2 separate regions of the Homo sapiens genome follow, and region 2 is linked to region 1. A link is an interaction called in ENCODE POLR2A ChIA-PET data of the cell type or tissue named here. Cell type or tissue: GM12878. All regions are shown on one strand. Links, peaks and the distances in the headings refer to the core of each region. The heading gives the core; the rest is flanking DNA.

Region 1 (8,371 bases), core at 1,637-5,636:
GGAAAATGGTTAACTTAGTATATAGAACCCTGGGCTAGGGTCAGAAAATCAGTTTCCAAGCTTTAGTTCATTCTGGCCAGTTATGGCAACTTGAGGAGGCTGTTTTTTTGTTCCTTATACAGTCCTAAAATCTGAGACACAAGGGCTTCGCCGTCTAGGGCAGGGCATTCCAAAGTTAGGAAAGTCTGCTGCTGATGATTTGTACGATGATTTTAAGCAGTAATATGGCACGGCATTCAATACCTTTGAATCTTACAAGTTGAAACATTTCCCTCTTGTTTACTCAGATTTTCTTAGGAGGAGGAAGCCTGAGTTTGGGCTAGTGTGTCCTTGGGACTTCTCAATACCTTGTAATCTTCTTTTTAATAGAGTGAGGCTTAAGCTCAGAGTCTTTGACCAAAAAATAGCTAACTAGGCAGCAATAATACTATTTTGTTTTCAATATACCAATTTTTAGATTACCTTCTAATTGTGGCTAATGCTACTGTCAATTAGTTACTTTCAAATTTTTTTCATTTTAAATGTAACCATTTAAGTAACAAAAGCATTCAATTTAAATAAAATAATGTTAGTAAGCAATAGTAAAGATGATACATAAATATAACAACTATTCATTCAATCAGCAAGTATTAACTATCTACTAATGCCAGTCTCTGTTCTAAACATTGGGGGAATATAGCAAAAAATAAGCTAGATATGATTCTTTTTCAGAAGCTTATTTTTTTTTTTTTTTGAGACGGAGTCTTGCTCTGTTGCCCAGGCTGGAGTGCAGTGGTATGATCTTGGCTCACTGCAACCTGCATCTCCTGGGTTCAAGTGATCTTCCTATCTCAACCTCCTGAGTAGCTGGGATTACAGGCACGTGCCACCACACCCAGCTAATTTTTGTATTTTTAGTAAAGACAGGGTTTCGCCATGTTGGCCAGGCTGATCTCGAACTCCTGGCTTCAGGTGATCCACCTGCCTTGGCATCCCAAAGTGCTTGGATTACAGGAATGAGCCACCATACCTGGCCAGGAAGCTTAAAATTTTGAGGGAAAAGAAAATAACAAAACAAATTGAGTAAATATAAAATGTTTTATGTTGTGATAAATTATATGAAAATAAGGCAGAGTAAGGGATACAGAAGGCGTGTCTGTGTGTGTGTATGTGTGTACAGTTTTAGTTAGGATAGTTGGGAAATAGTTTTCTTAAGAGGAATGGAATAAATAGAAGGAATAACCTATGCACAGATCTTGGGGAATGTGATTATAGCCAAAAGGAGTAGCAATTCTCAATGCCAGAAGCAGGATAAACTTGGTATGCCAGAGAAACAGCAAGAAAGCCACGTGGCTAGACTTGAGTGAGTAAGGCAGATAATGTAGAAAGATGAAGTCAAGGAAGATGAAAGGTGAGAGCCTACAGGGCCTCACTGGCCATGGTAGGGAGTTTGTATGGTATTCTGAGTGTAATGGAAAGTCTCTGGAGGTGTTTTAGTTGGGGTAGCCACAACCTGCTTTATTAAAGAAAACATTTTCATGGCACTGTTAAAGAAGACTTCTGTAATGGGGGTTTTGCACTAAATGAGATAAAGTGAGTTCAACTCCAAATACAATGACAAGTGATGATTATAGCCAAGGAGCAGGGTGGGGGTCAATAGATGGCAAATTACTAAGAAGAAGCATTAGGAGTAAGGAGGACTCTGGCTAAATGGACTTGACAGGATTCTTGCTGATCTCAGACCAGAGTGATAAGAAGTCAAGAGAGATCAGATACCAAAAGTGGGGGATGAAGAATTTGATCAGATATCAATGGTGGGGGATTCCTGATAAACTCACCCAGCAGGATTCTTGGCTAAAATTGGACTAAATGGGCCAAGGATAGAGCCCAGAGTTGAGGCCTAGGTGAAAAGAGGGCTCAGAGGATCTTGACTTACATTTGGCCAAGGAGAGGGTGTTTGTTTGCTTTATAATTTAGAAATACTACTTTGGAAGTTTTATGGGGAACTTAATGCAGGGAGACACCGGTTGAAATGACGAGATGAACAGGAAGTGACTGTAGTGTTCTAGGCGAGTGATGATGGAGGCTCTGACTCATGGTCTAAGTAGAGTTACGTAGGTTGAGAATCAAGTAAGGGCTGACGTATATCTAGAGCTCTGTCCTTCAAGTGCCCTGACACAGGTTATATTCCACTGAAGGAAGGAGAGTCTTTTTTATTTTATTTTATTCTGGGATACACGTGCAGGATGTGCAGGTTTGTTACATAGGTAAACGTGTGCCATAGTAGTTTGCTGCGCAGATCAACCCATCACCTACGTATTAAGCCCAGCATGCATTAGCTATTTTTCGTGATGCTCTCTCTCCCCTTGCCCCACCCGACAGGCCCCAGTGTGTGTTGTTCCTCTTCCTGTGTCCATGTGTTCTCATTGTTCAGCTTCTACTTTTAAGAAAGAACATGCAGTGTTTGGTTTTCTGTTCCTCCATTAGTTTGCTGAGGATAATGGCTTCCAGCTCCATCCATGTCCCTGTGAAGGAAATGATCTCATTCCTTTTTATGTCTGCATAGCATTCCATGGTGTATATGTACCACATTTTCTTTATCTAGTCTATCATTGATGGACATTTTAAAAAAAATCTTTGCAAAGTCATCTGCTGCTAAGCCATGTGCCCACAGGAGGACAACATTTTTCTAAATCTCTTAGGTGTCCCACTTTCTCATTCAACTATATGCCTACCCCAAATGGGCACCTTTAAACTCTTTGCACGATGACAATTTTAAACTAGTAGCATCCTTGCTTCTACTAGGGCTGTGTGATGGAATTGGTGAGGAAAAAAATGGATTCAGGATACATTTCAAAAGTTTAACCAATAAGATTTGCTAATGGATTGGATGTGTGGGTTGAAGAAAAGAGAAACATCAAGAATTTTTCCAATACTTTTGGCTTGAACTACTGAGTGATGGGTAGTGCCATTTACAGATTTGAGGAAGCCCACGGAAAGAATACATTTGGGCACTTTAAAGGGGGCAGGGTTTTGTTAAAGAGTTTCATTTTGGACATATTAAATATGAGATGCCTATTAGATATCTCAGTGGTGATGTTTAATAAAAAGTAGTATATATGAATTTGGAGCTCAAATAAAATGTTACAAATGGATATATGTTTAAGAGTTAATGTATAGATGATATTTAAAGTCAAATGGATGACTAGTGAACAAGTGTAGATTGAAGAGAGAAATAGACTGAAATTGAGTCCTGGAACATTTCAGCTTTTAGAGATCGAGAAGAGAAGAAACTGGCAAAGAAGACTGAAAAGAAGTGGCCTGTGAGGCAGGAGAAAATCTCAGGATAGTGTGGTATCCTAGAAGCCTAGTTAATAATGCACCTTGAGATGGATATAGTGATCAACTGTAGTAAATACTGCTATCAGGTTCAGGAAAATAAGAACTAAGAATTGATCATCAGATTTGGCAAGATGGGGATAATTTATTACCTTGACAGATATAGCTTACTGGTGTATAAGAAACAGAAAGCCTAATTAGAAAGGATTGAAGAGAAACATAGAAGGGAAGAAATGGGATCCAGAAAAAATGGAAAAAATTTTTTGAGCAGTCCTGCCATAAAGGGGACTAAAAAAGAAGAGTGGCAGGTAAAAGGTGATGTCGGATTGAGGAGATTCAGTAGTCAATCATACCCATCATCATATACATAAGTAGCAACACTGTTCCCATCAGTGAATCACAAAGATGGGATATGAATGAATGAGTTTTGAGAAACTTTTTCCTATTCGAATATTCCTCTGTTTGTAGATAGAGATCTTAAAATCCAGGAGATTAATTGGGTGGTCCACATTCTGCAGCTTGCTAGTGGGCTAAACTTTCTGATTCCTACTCCAGAATTACCCTCGCCACCTATGTTGTTTGCGTGTGTCTAATCTCTGGGCTAGGGTACTTGGGAAAGGACAGAAAATTTATTATTATCTATGTTCATCTTATCTTTAAGAGCTCAAAGATGAGAAAATTTTCAGAGAACAGTGGATATACATTATCAAAGTGTTGAATAGCTGAATTTGTGAAATAGACACTCAGTTTTGTGGGCATGTAGGGAGAGAATAGTGATGACTGAATCATTGGTGGAAAGAATTTTGGGTAAAAAGAAAAACGTAAATGGCAGACATTCAAGAATGATGCTGATGTCTTTATAAGACAATAAAGTGGGTAAATTGATTAGCGTCAAGGGCAAGAAATGGGTAGCATTTGAACGAGATTGGTAGATAGGGTGATTCTAGGTTGTTATTAAAGGACTCTGGGTTCTTGGCAGAAGTTTCAGCCTATTGATTAAGAAATGGAGAGCTACTGAAGAGCTCTGGGGTGGGGAGTTGGAAGACAAACTTATTTTATTTGTGGAAAGAGGTGGAAGAATTCCAAAAATCTGAAGGTGAAGTCACAGTTGGCTACTAAGGTGACAGCAACAGGAATTTGTGAAGGAAGGGAAGCTCATAGGAGATGTTCTATTTAATTTGACTTATGGGCCAAATTTTCAAGAGACATTAGAAATCAAGTGTGGAGCTTGAATAAATGGGAGGAATTAAAGATAGAATTTTATGAGGTCATTGCATGAAGTTGAGTATTGAGTCTACAATGCTGTAGTACAAGATTTCTCTTGGAGTATGAAAGAAGATACAGGAACTCAAGACAGTTATTGAAAATATTCATACTCTAATTCTTTGAGTTTCCATTTCTGCTACTCTGAACTGTGGTTAGTATTACCCACCCCACCTACCATACTCACAGTGGTTGAGAGGGTCTCATGGAGTGAGGGATGTGAGCAGTCTTTGGAAAAATGTGTTATTTCAGACACAGTGTGAAATTGCAATGACAAATGATAGAAATGTGATCAAACAGGATGACATTACAAATTCTTTTTTTAAAATAATGAGATTGAGAAAAGGTAAAATTATGTATCAGTAAGAGTGGCTTTCATATGTTTCAATGAGACTGGCTCTTGGATACTCCTGCACATAGGAGTTCCAACATGTAGTTCCAAACTTTAGTTGGAAAATGTAAAAACAACTGTTAAAGAACATTTTTTTTTTTTCTGATTCAAATGGAGAGAAAGCAAGTTGTGTAACTGTTGCTTAAAAGAAGCAGCTGGTAGCATATGTCAAGACAATTTGCAGCTATTATCACCTCTTAAAGATACTGAGAAAATTGAATTGCTGACTAATGTGGTTGGGGGTGAAGGTCACCTTTCAGCAACCCAGTGACTGCAGTATCATCTTACTTTAAGATTCGTTCTTACAAAGTTGCATTTGAAAAAAAGCTTTCCTCTTACAACTTACATCTTATTTTAAGATACATCAAATTTGACTGTGTAAATATATATGTATATGCATATATTTACATAGTATGTATTTATAAAATAGAAGAAAAATACATCCTCCTCACCCCATACTGTTTCCCTTTTGGCTATAGAAACCAGTTGTGGGGAAGTGGGGGGATCAGGAGGAATTTGGATGAAGATAAAAGGAAAAATAAACTAACAGAAAGATCATTTCAAAGCTTTTTTAAAGTCATTTTTTGTACCTTAGAGTGGTGATACGAGGCAGATACCTTTGTTGCTTGTACAGGTACCATTATCTGCTGGTGTCTTATTGAAAGAAAGCCTGACTTGATGTGAATAAGTGTGTATGGGGAACTGAAACTGCTCTGCATTAAAATGTAAAATGCTCCCTGCCCTGTGGGCAGGGGACATTTTTGCAGATTACTTTACATTTGGGAAAATATTGTCTTTCTTTGAAAGTGTGTTTTCCTGTATGTATGTGTATGCATTAGTTGAAAGTGTGATGCGGCATATCTTCACCTTATGCTGGTGGTGACCGTTCAAAATACATTGTGCTTGGCATGTCCTAGTGACACAGTAAACACTGTATATTTGGAGAACTGAGTAATGAAGGGATCAAATATATTTAAATCCATTAAGATCTACTAGATTTGGAGTGTCAAAAGTTTCTCCCACTGTGCAGTGTTTTGCTGAAGCCTTCTGTGGCCTTTTTCCAGATTGAATAATCAAATCAGAGAATGTACTCGAATGCTTAATTGTGTATCACCATGATACACACTAACCCAAAGTGACCATTGATGACATTCTACTTCTGTGCTTTGCCCTTCACCTTGAAGTTCCTTCTCCTTTCTCTTTATCCTTATTGCAAACTCATCACCTTCTTTTCTGTTCCTCGATCAGAATAAACGTTTATTCATTACTCTCCAGACAGGTGTTAGGTTATCTGACTTTAGTCAGCCTCTCTCCACTCTGTAATTTAGCACCCATCTTCAATGTTTCTTGAATTTTATCTAGGCCAGGTAAGCCCCTGAGGCACCTTCAGAAGCAAGTGGGAGGTGCTCTAAGCTCCTTGTTCAGATTCAGTTTAGTTTGCTGAGTATTGGTCCTGGGGTTGAGTCAGGATTCCAGAGAAGAAAAATGCTAACTTTTTTAGGACTCACAAGTCTACTGCAACCTATGAAATATCCATGAACATAATTTTAAAAGTAGTTCAGTGCATTCTCCCACACTGGAAAAGTACATTTTCAAAGGGAAATAAAAGTTAAGTCTGTTTCCTACTACAATCAGAGCCCTATTATCAAGGTGAAGCCAATTTTAAAATATAAGGATTTTTAGATATAGTAAACCCTAGAAAATTTTTATTTTAAACCTTTCTGTTCCTCAGCTTTCTGGCTTTAAAGATAACCTTCAGAATATAAATTGATGCAACAAGGGCTGAAGCCCAGAACCAAGAGTTCTGATGCAATATCTCAAAGAATGTTGCAGCCTCTCTCTGCTATACAGATTGCTAAGAACACTGTCAGAACTTAAAATGGAATAGCAGTCAGGTTTTGTTAGACATTAACTCAGTACTTGCCTTGAGAGTTTAAACTCGGCTACCATTTAAGAGCACCGCATAGCCTGTTTTACCATGAACACCTGCCTCTTTCATTCTTGATTTTGATGGAAGGTTTCAGAGAGTGTATGTCTTACACACTTCAAATGTATAAAGCAGAATAAAGAGCTGCATAATTCTGCCTCCTGGAAGAAATAATTGGCTTGTAGCTATTTTTAGCTTCAATTCCATTTACAGGAATTGTTTAGCAAATAATATTTACCAAGATTATATATGAAAATATAAAACAAAATCATCATCTTCAAGAAGCTCACTGTCTGATGAGGATGAGTAGGACAGTTATATAAAAATCATTACCATATGTATTATAAAAGCAATATATATCAGTTCAGAAGTACAAAAGGCCCTGTCATTATTACTATTATTATTTATTTTAAATAATGATTATTTCTCTTGTTTTTTTTGAGACAGAGCTTCACTCTGTTGGCTAGGCTGGAGTGCAGTGGCACAATCTTGGCTCACTGCAACCTCTGTCTCCCAGGGCTCAAGCAATTCTCCTGCCTCAGCCTCCCAAGTAGCTGGGATTACAGGTGTATGCCACCATGCCCTGCTAATTTTTGTATTTTTAGTAGAGACGGGGTTTCACCGTGTTGGCCAGGCTGGTCTCGAATTCCTCACCTCAGGTAATCTGCCCACCTCGGCCTCCCAAAGTGCTGGGATTACAGGCGTGAGCCACCGCGGCTGGCCTAATCATGATTTTTTCTCAACGATGGCTATAATTAAGTGAGTATTTTGTATTGGTTACTATCCTAAGTGCTTTGTGTATTTTATATCAGTTAATCCACACAATGACTTGTGAGGTAGGTACACATTCTATGTAGGTTAAGAAACAGGCTGAGAGGAGTTAAATGACTTGTCCTAGATCCTACAGTTTGTAAGTGAAGAAGGAGGAGTTTAACTTCTATTCCATCTGACTTTAAGCCCTTTGCCTTAACTACTTTGTATAATTGCTTCCCTGGAAAGGTAAATGCTGATGTGGGATCTGGGAGATGAAAATTCCAGAAAGACAATTTCAGCAATCTCAAGGAACTAGAGATGACAAATTTTCAGAGACATTCTTTTATATATATATATATGTATATCAAAAAATATATATATATATTTTCTTTTCTTTGTGTACTAGAGATTTCACAGCAACAAGCTTATTATGACCATAACTAATGAACACAGACAGGGTTAAGAAAACATTCAGAATATAAACAAGTTACTAGTTCATTGCAACCTATTGATAGCTACTCACCTCATGTAGAAGTATGAACATATATATGTAAAAACAAATAGAAAACATTCTGCAGATTTTGAACTGCAAGATGGTTTAAATGTTGGCATATACATGAATCAAATCAGTTTTGTTTTTCCCTCTATTGGAAGGTGCTATCATAAATAGCATTTGGCTTTTCTTGATAGGTGGTTAATTTTAAGTAGAACACTGAAAA
Region 2 (8,371 bases), core at 2,137-6,136, 300 kb after region 1:
TCTATTTCCAATATATTCTATATTATATATCAAGCCTGTCTGCATACAGCCCAAGATGGCTTTGAATGTGGCCTAACACAAATTAATAAACTTTCTTAAAACATTATGAGATTTTTTTGTTTTTTTTTCACTTTTTTTTTTTTTTTTTAGCTCATCAGCTATCATTAGTGTTACTGTATTTTATATGTAGCCCAAGACAATTCTTCTTCCAATGTGGCCCAGGGAAGCCAAAAGATTGGACACCCCTGCTATATATTATTATGTACGCAAGGTATATCTGAAACAAGATTACACAAAATGTAAAAATAAAAGAAATGGTCAAAAGAATACTGGGCAAAAATAAATGAAAGAAAGCAAAGGCCATGCAATCTAGCAATAATGTTTCTAGGTATTATTTATTCAATTATTTTGAAAACTGTGTCCACACAAAACCCTTGATACAAATGTTTATAGCAGTTTTATTCATAATTACCCCAAACTGGAAGCGGCCAAGTAACAGTAATACACTTTGCATGGAAATAAACACTGATGCATGGACATCAATACAATTGTTTGGAAATAAACATTGATGGATGGACATCAATACAATGACATGTTATTCAGCAATAAAAAGAAATGAGCTATCAAGCCTCAAAATATCATGGATGAATCCGAAATGCATATTGCTAAGTAAATGAAGCTAGTCTAAAAACCTACACAGCATCTGATTCCAATTATACAACCATTCTGGAAAAGGCAAAATGACAGAGATCATTAAAAAAATTACTAGCTGCCAAGAGTTTGTGAGGAGCGGGGCAGGGTTGAAAAGTTAATGCACAGGGACTTCTTAGGTTGGTAAACCTGTGTATAGCACTGTAATGGTGAACACATGACACTATACATTTGCCGAAACTCATAGAACTTTATATATAGCACAAAGAGTAAACTTTAATGTATGCAAATTTTGCCAATATCATTTGGTAGATCAAAGGATTCCAGGGTGGAATACAGAATATGAAAAAAACAAACTAATTATAATACAAGTGTATTAAAAAACCCGGATGAAGACAGGCAGGTGTGAGGAAGATGCTGATCTCAGTAAATTTAGAAATGAATGGAGTGCCTAAGACAAAAGGCAAAAAATAAATAAATAAAAACCACAAGCAAAGCCAAAACACCCCCAAAAATGTAGCAGTACACAAATACTGTAGTGTGGATGAATAAGTAATTTCCCGTGGGATTATAGGTGAATTATTTATTATCATTCTGTGATATGTATATACTGGAATTGAACAATTAAGTGAGTAAATGACAGCTGGTGGGAGCTGTGTTTATCCCTGTTGGGGTGGGGATTTATAAATAAGCAAGAACGCCATAATGATCCCTGGGGTAATGATTTAGAGTTGGAGATATTAGTGTAAACTTATGTTTAGCTTAATATAGATAATATTGATATGGATGGATATATATGTGTGGTGTATATGTGTGTGTGTGTGCATTTGTGTGCAGACTAATAGACATATGTAAACACATGGGTTAGTATACAAATATCTATTTTCTTATTCTGTCAGCTAAGAAAGCCTAGAATTGATGACACCCCAGTATCAACAAATACAGCTAGGGTCCAAATGTTGCTTTCTAGTACTAACTTCCAAAACAAAACAAAAATAAAAACAAACCAGAGTTCCTCAGAGAAATGCTTATTCTAGGGCTGTGGTGTAAAATGTACAAAATGAATCTGGAGCATCATATAGTGCCAGAAAATCAAGTTCCTAATAATAATAATAAAGATAATAGTAAGATATATCGAAAGGACACAGGAGCCAACTCCAAGAGCTCACAATGATCATCTTTGGAAAATACAATCTTCAATAGAAAGATAGGTTACTGGAAATAAAATGAGTTAGTTAATGCTTTAGAAGTATGTAGATATAAGCATTAAAGTTCAATTGTGGTATTTTTGTTTTTGAGAATATATCAAGGAGTCTTTGAAAGTTTCTAAAAGGGAGGTGTCATTTCAAGTGCAATTACCTTGGCCAGGTACGCTGGTTGAGAGAACCCAACCCTCTTTGTCCTAGGGATGGACTTGAAGAAAAATATATTGAGTTGCAAGAAAACCGAAATGAGACTGCGGAACTATACAAACCTTTTATTCTTTCACCTGTATAAGTAAAAGGAGATAATGCTGAATATATATTAAGCAGAGTTAAAGTTGACAAAGAATATGTTCTTTTGGTTGCCTTGTAATAGAGCTTCCACTATATTATATTAATATAATATTATAATTTTAAAGGCCACCTATAACTGAATGCCTAGAAATCAGAGGCAGAGAAAGATGTGATCTAGTTAGCTTTACCTTTGGAATATGTCCAAGAGGGTGTTCGGGAAGAATTTGACTCATGGATAAAAGATGAGAAAAATAATTTGAGTTTAATTTGGGCATATGTTCACTAGCATGTCTGAGAAATTACAGATGCACCGTTTGTCACACCGTTTATTCTTAAACATGCCAAAAGTTGAATAGTTTCACATGGATGTTATCTTCCATGCATTAACCATCTATATCCCTGCCTAGAGATGAGAAGCACTTAGAAATATTAGTGTTTCTACTTCTCAAGATAATAGTGATTGTAGCAATTTTAACATATGTAGCAAACTATTACTTATTTAACTTGTGCCTACCCTTAACATTGTCTTGAGTGAGAAGCAGAGAGAGAATTGTTAACAAGTCAGGGATGTCTTCTGTTGTAATAGGGATATAAATGAAATTAGATTTACATAATATGCAAAAATAGTATATGTTACCAACCTAAAATCCTAGAGGTCGAAAGACTTCTAGTATTAGTTGTCTTTGTGACTTATTGCTTTCATCATCCATCCAATTCTATTTACCTCTCTGTTTTGCTGAACTACTGTAGTATCAGTTTTTGCACAAGTTAGTTTTCCTTATGATTCCAAGATGGCTGCCACTGAATTAAGACAAACTACTTTTTAATTGACAAACAGCACAAGAAAGAAAGAAGCATCTCATTCAAGCATGCAATAAGATTATCCCTTCTGGTGAAACAAGCAATCCGTTTTGAATATAAGGAGACATTTTCTCCTAGGCATTGGTATAGACTGAAAATAAAAACAAGGATTTAAAAATTTTGAAGTATGAAATCAATAGGCTATATGTAATATGTAAATATAAAATTTTGTATGTTGCAGAGGATATACAGATTTTAAAATGAATGTTGATTATTTATATTCTAGGTTATTAAAACCAATATCTTAAATTTCTCAAAGTAGATACTGTACAGTTTACACTTACCATTCTGAACACCATAAAGACAAATTTTAAAATATTTAACCAGAAAACCCTTATACATTTGAAGTTTAAAGGAAATCCTAAACTCTCAAGAAAAATAGAAATCAAGAAGAAACTATATTCTCTTTGGTAGATAATGACAAAGAAACCATTGAAGATTAAAAATTTTATGCCATGCTGCAAAAGGTGTATCACATTGATTTATTGTCTTGTTGCTTTTTACTGTTAAGCAACAAAAAGAAAATAAGAATTGAATTTTAGAAATTAGCGAAAGCACTATGAAATAGAAGATATTAGTTAATGTAAAATGATAAATTCTTAAAATAGAAAACAGAAAGCAATAAAAATAATACACTAATTCCAAATAAAGGATAAAAGTAGAAACTCCACGTACATAATTCAACATTACAAATATAACTAGTGGTCCAGAAAACAACAAAAATTTATGAGGATATTATATACAAGTTATACCTAATAAGTGTTTCAAAAATTCTTGAAACTAATGATTTTCTAGAAAAATATATATTATAAAACATAATTCAAGGTGGTGCAGAAAACTAGAACAGATCCATAATTACGTACAAAATTGTGAAAAAATGTTCACAAAAATATATTCTCCACAACGTCATTAGTAACCCTTACATTGCTAAATTTGTTGGTGACAGCTTCTAGAACAGTATTGTCCAACAGAAATATAATGCAAACTATGTATATAAACAAAACTTTCATTATACCTATGTTTAAAAAGTGAAATTAATTTGAATGTTTTATTTAAATAACTGTATCCCAAATTTTATCATTTTGACGATTAATCTATACAAAATTATTACATTCTTTTTTCAATTAAATTATTGATATCACTACTTGATACAGCACATCTCAGTTTGGACTAGCCATATTTAAGTGCTAGCCTCAAGTGCTAGCGGCCAGTGGTTTAATATTTAAACGGCATTGCTTTTACTTCAAGGGAATGTGGTCAGACACTGTAGAAGTCAAGATGTTTCACTCTTCATTAAGCAGCCTTGGTAAGCATGGTTTTTACTTGGCTTTTAGTCATAAATATGTTCATAGCATGAAACACACACACACACACACACACACACACTCCTACAAATGTGGAGACCAAAGAATTTTGCTTTTTCTTTTTTGAAAATTGGATGTTTTTATATAATTTGATGATGATTTTTAAGAAAACTTGTAACAATCAAGGTGATGTATTTAAGTTTATTTTCATTACGAGAGAGAGAGAGCAGAGTCCTGTTTTCCAATGTTCATTTTGGTTCTAAGAGTGATGCAACTCTAGGGAAACGTATTTTTTAAGGTTTAGTTCAGAAATTTAAAAAAGCATGCCATGTACAATTTGGGCAAGACCAGATTTCTAAGATTCTATTGTTCTTGTGCCAGTTGGGTAACATAGAAGTTAATGGTAAAAGTAATTTTATTGAATAACAAAATAATGGTATTGAGTTCTACCTAAAGGCCAAAAGCTCTGCTCTTTCTTTGTTAAAAAAGAAAGTGAAAAAATTTTTAAAAAGTGTGAAAGACATATATTAAACTGAAAATGTATGTCTTCTTGAATAATCAGAAAAAATGAAAGCTAAAGAAAAAGGAGGTATAATGCTCATATTTATTTTTAATGTCTATCTCTTTGTACCACCTATAATTATTCATAACTCCTTAAATTTTTTTCCCTGTAAATTAATGTTCTTATAATAATAGTTGATTTGTTTGTGAACCTGTCTGCTTTTTCTTGCTTTGTATCTTTACTCTTTTTTTTAAATGTAGGTCTTTCAGCTTATATTTAAATTTAAATTTGGGTCTTTCGGCTTTGACCATCAATTTTACTTTTGATATGTTTCCCTTTCTGTAATATCGTTACTTTTGCCCTCCTCTGTCTCTTCTTTTTAACATTTCCTTTTTGTCTCTTTACCCTTCTCTCCTTCTGTGCTTCCGTCTTTTTCCCTCTCTCCCTTTTTCTTTCTCTTATTATTATTATTCTGTAATTTATTCCAAGAATTACAGATTAACAAGAACGCTAGAGCAAAATCTAACAACTGGAGTGCATACAACTTGGTATGGAACAAATAGGTAACAAACGTGCCTGTGTGATGCCAGGGGTGGTCAGTGGTCGGAGTCTGGGGTAGCTGAAATTACTCTTAGCCGTTTGCCTCAGTGTGCTGAGTAAAATTATTATTTTTAAATCATGTTATAACATGAAATGTTTCATAAACATTTCCTAAGACTATCCCAGTTAAATTAAAATTAATTGTTTCAAAAAATCAGAGTAAACCAGCTTCGCCTTGTGTGCTTTCTGAAGGTTAGACTATAATTTTTCAGTAAACAGATGTGGAAGACAAATGGTAATACTAGCTAGGGACAAATGCACACATAAGTAATTTCCCATTTTCAAAGTCTATGGACTACTCTCTACAATTTGGCAATTTAGATGATTTCCTCAATCTTTTAACATTGAAAACTCACCTTTAAGATTTGACAACCTTTTAGTTGTCAAAGTGCAACTGAAAATGTAAATGCAAGTAAAACTACCACCGATATGTTAATGATGTCACTGGGGTACTGAAGCTTACCCCGTGGGAAGCGTCATCACACAAGACTACCAAGCATTTGTATTTACACGTAGAGAATGAGGACAATTTTGGGGAAACGTTTGATTTTGCTTTTGACTTAGGCTCTTAGAAAGGCCATTTCTTCCTTCAGCTGCATTCTCACTTCGCATTTAAATTTACCCATTAGTTTACCCATTAGTGGCAGTATTGAACATTCTTGCTTTAGTGACATTTCAGATTTAGGTTATATATTTTCAGGGCTTAAAAGAACATTTATGTTTTCTCAGCAGGCATCTTCACTCCCTGGAATATTACATTTGTATGGGATAAATAGTCGTTTGAAGGGGACAGCTATTGCAGAAGAAGACACAAAAATTGAATTTACACACACACACACACACCTATATACATACATATATACACACACATATATACGTATATATACATATATACATTTATACATATATACAAATATACATATATACACATATGTGTATATATATACATATATATAAAATGCTGCTTAAGACATATGATGACTTCAAACAGCAATTCTTAAAGTTTATACAGTGGCCCTTTCAAAAGACCAATGGTTCCTATGAATCACATGCTAACTTCTTAGATTTACTGGTCAGGATAAAAACAATATCCTCCGAAATCTCAAATACTAAGAATGATGCTGGTTTTGGTGAATCATCAATGAGTGACTGACTCCTGTTTGTTAAATATTAAAGTAAATTATTCAGGTCAAAATCTAAAGTGTTGATTTCATTATCCAGAGATCCAGATTAGCCAGATAAATCTTGTGGACTGTCAGTCATATATAAAGGACAATTCATCAGTAGAATTGTTTTTGGTTTGTTTGCTCTTTCAGACTATCACTGCACTGATTTGGAACACAAAATATCGGTCTAGGTTTGAAGACTGGTGATGATATCAACTCTAACTTGGATCAAGCTGGGTTAATTTAATTTACATTCCCATCAGGCACCAAGCATGGCCACAGTTACGCAGCAGTTAAGAATATAAATATAAGTGAGCATTATAGATTCCCAACATCTCCCTCGTTTGTTGGGGAGGTGAACCTAAACTTCAGAGGCCAACGCAGTCCATGCAGAGGGAACAACTCTCTAAGTCAGAGGAGCGCTGAGCCACAGGCTCACACTGCAATGAGAGATGCCAGCACTCAAGAGTCCACTGAGGACTGTAGAAGATACAAAGCAGGGGGTCTCAAACTTTAGTGTCAGAATCAACTAGAGGGCTTGTTAAGGCACAGAGTACCATACACTCATACCTAGTTTCTGATTCAGTAGACCTCAGACAGGAACCCAGAATATCATTTTTCACAAGTTCCCAAGTAGTGTTGCTGATACTGCTGGTCCAGGGACTACCTGTTGAAAACCACAGAGGAATTTTTTTTATGTTTTGTTTTTGACTTAGATATTAAGTCTATAACCTGAATGTGGCTTACCAGAAACTGTTTGGTATTAAAGTATAACTAATATGCACATTATGAAAAATGACATTAGGTTCAAATCGCTCCCACCAGAATTAAGCACTTATGTAGATAATTCAGACACAAGCCTTCTCCTCTCTCAATTATACAAGCAGAGTCAAGTGGTTTATTAAGCAGGATTTAGAAATGCTATTGGCCATGACAGTTTTTTTGGTAATATAAATAGCAGACTCTTACAGTTTTTATTTATGAATATTGATTTGCATCAGAAACTTGAGAAGGTCAACCAACTTGTCATTGAATCCATTATTACAGTGAATATAGACGAATGTACTTAAAGAGGCAGCAGTAATTTCAACATTGAAAAGTTTGCAGTTTTATGTTTTTTTGTTAACCAAAACAGGGCCAGGTCTCATAGTCTGCATTTATTATGGTGGTGATGAAGCCCTAATCCAATAAGGGAAGTGAGATAATTTTTTAGCCCTAATGTTAAAAATAATTAGTAAAGATTTTCTTGTGAAAGCAATTGGTCTAAATGATAGTTCTGTGTAAGGAAATTTGGCTGTGAGAAAACCATAATTAAGGTTGAGCTTTTTCTGAAGAGGATTAAAACCTAATTTAAAATATAAATTTAATTTAAAACTATTTTTGAAAATTTTAAAAGATGTCTTGAAAGTATATTTCAGTGAGCAAGAATTTAAAAGGCCCCAACACGTTTCTACAAGTTCTACATTATGCAGATTCAGATAGCATTTAAGAGTTCTCAGAAGTGTTTCTTAAATTCATTTATAATTAAAATGTTAAATAATTGTGCATAATATGCCCTTCTTTGAGTTATTCTTCGTATAAATGAGGAACTCAGCAATTCCTTGAGACTTCCAATTAAAATATCAACAATAGTCGAGATTATAGAGCTATTCCAAAGAATTTGCTAAGAAACAGCCAAACCCTTAGTTATCAAAATTAATTATTTCAAATGGCAAACATTTTAAAAATATTGAGAAATTGATGGTTTAAACAGATTCCTAATTTGATCTGTTTCTTGAAACAAATTAAAAA

What was found. Peaks named below come from ENCODE experiments on the same cell type or tissue, not always from the same donor. Only the 100,000 strongest peaks of a DNase experiment are listed, where the experiment ranks them.
Region 2: POLR2A ChIA-PET joins it to region 1 with 5 read pairs; 1 of 35 experiments calls an interaction of 5 or more read pairs at or near these places.

What each region holds. Positions count from the first base shown.
Region 1 is chr5:163,187,780-163,196,150 of GRCh38, reverse strand. All of the region lies in intron 3 of LOC105377700 (a long non-coding RNA gene), which reads left to right. Among named protein-coding and RNA genes, the nearest start is that of CCNG1, 250 kb to the left of the region's middle. In GM12878, for the core only: no CTCF peak of the experiment used is centred there; a DNase peak (open chromatin) is centred at 5,182.
Region 2 is chr5:162,884,415-162,892,785 of GRCh38, reverse strand. No RefSeq gene overlaps it. Among named protein-coding and RNA genes, the nearest start is that of CCNG1, 550 kb to the left of the region's middle. In GM12878, for the core only: no CTCF peak of the experiment used is centred there; a DNase peak (open chromatin) is centred at 4,275.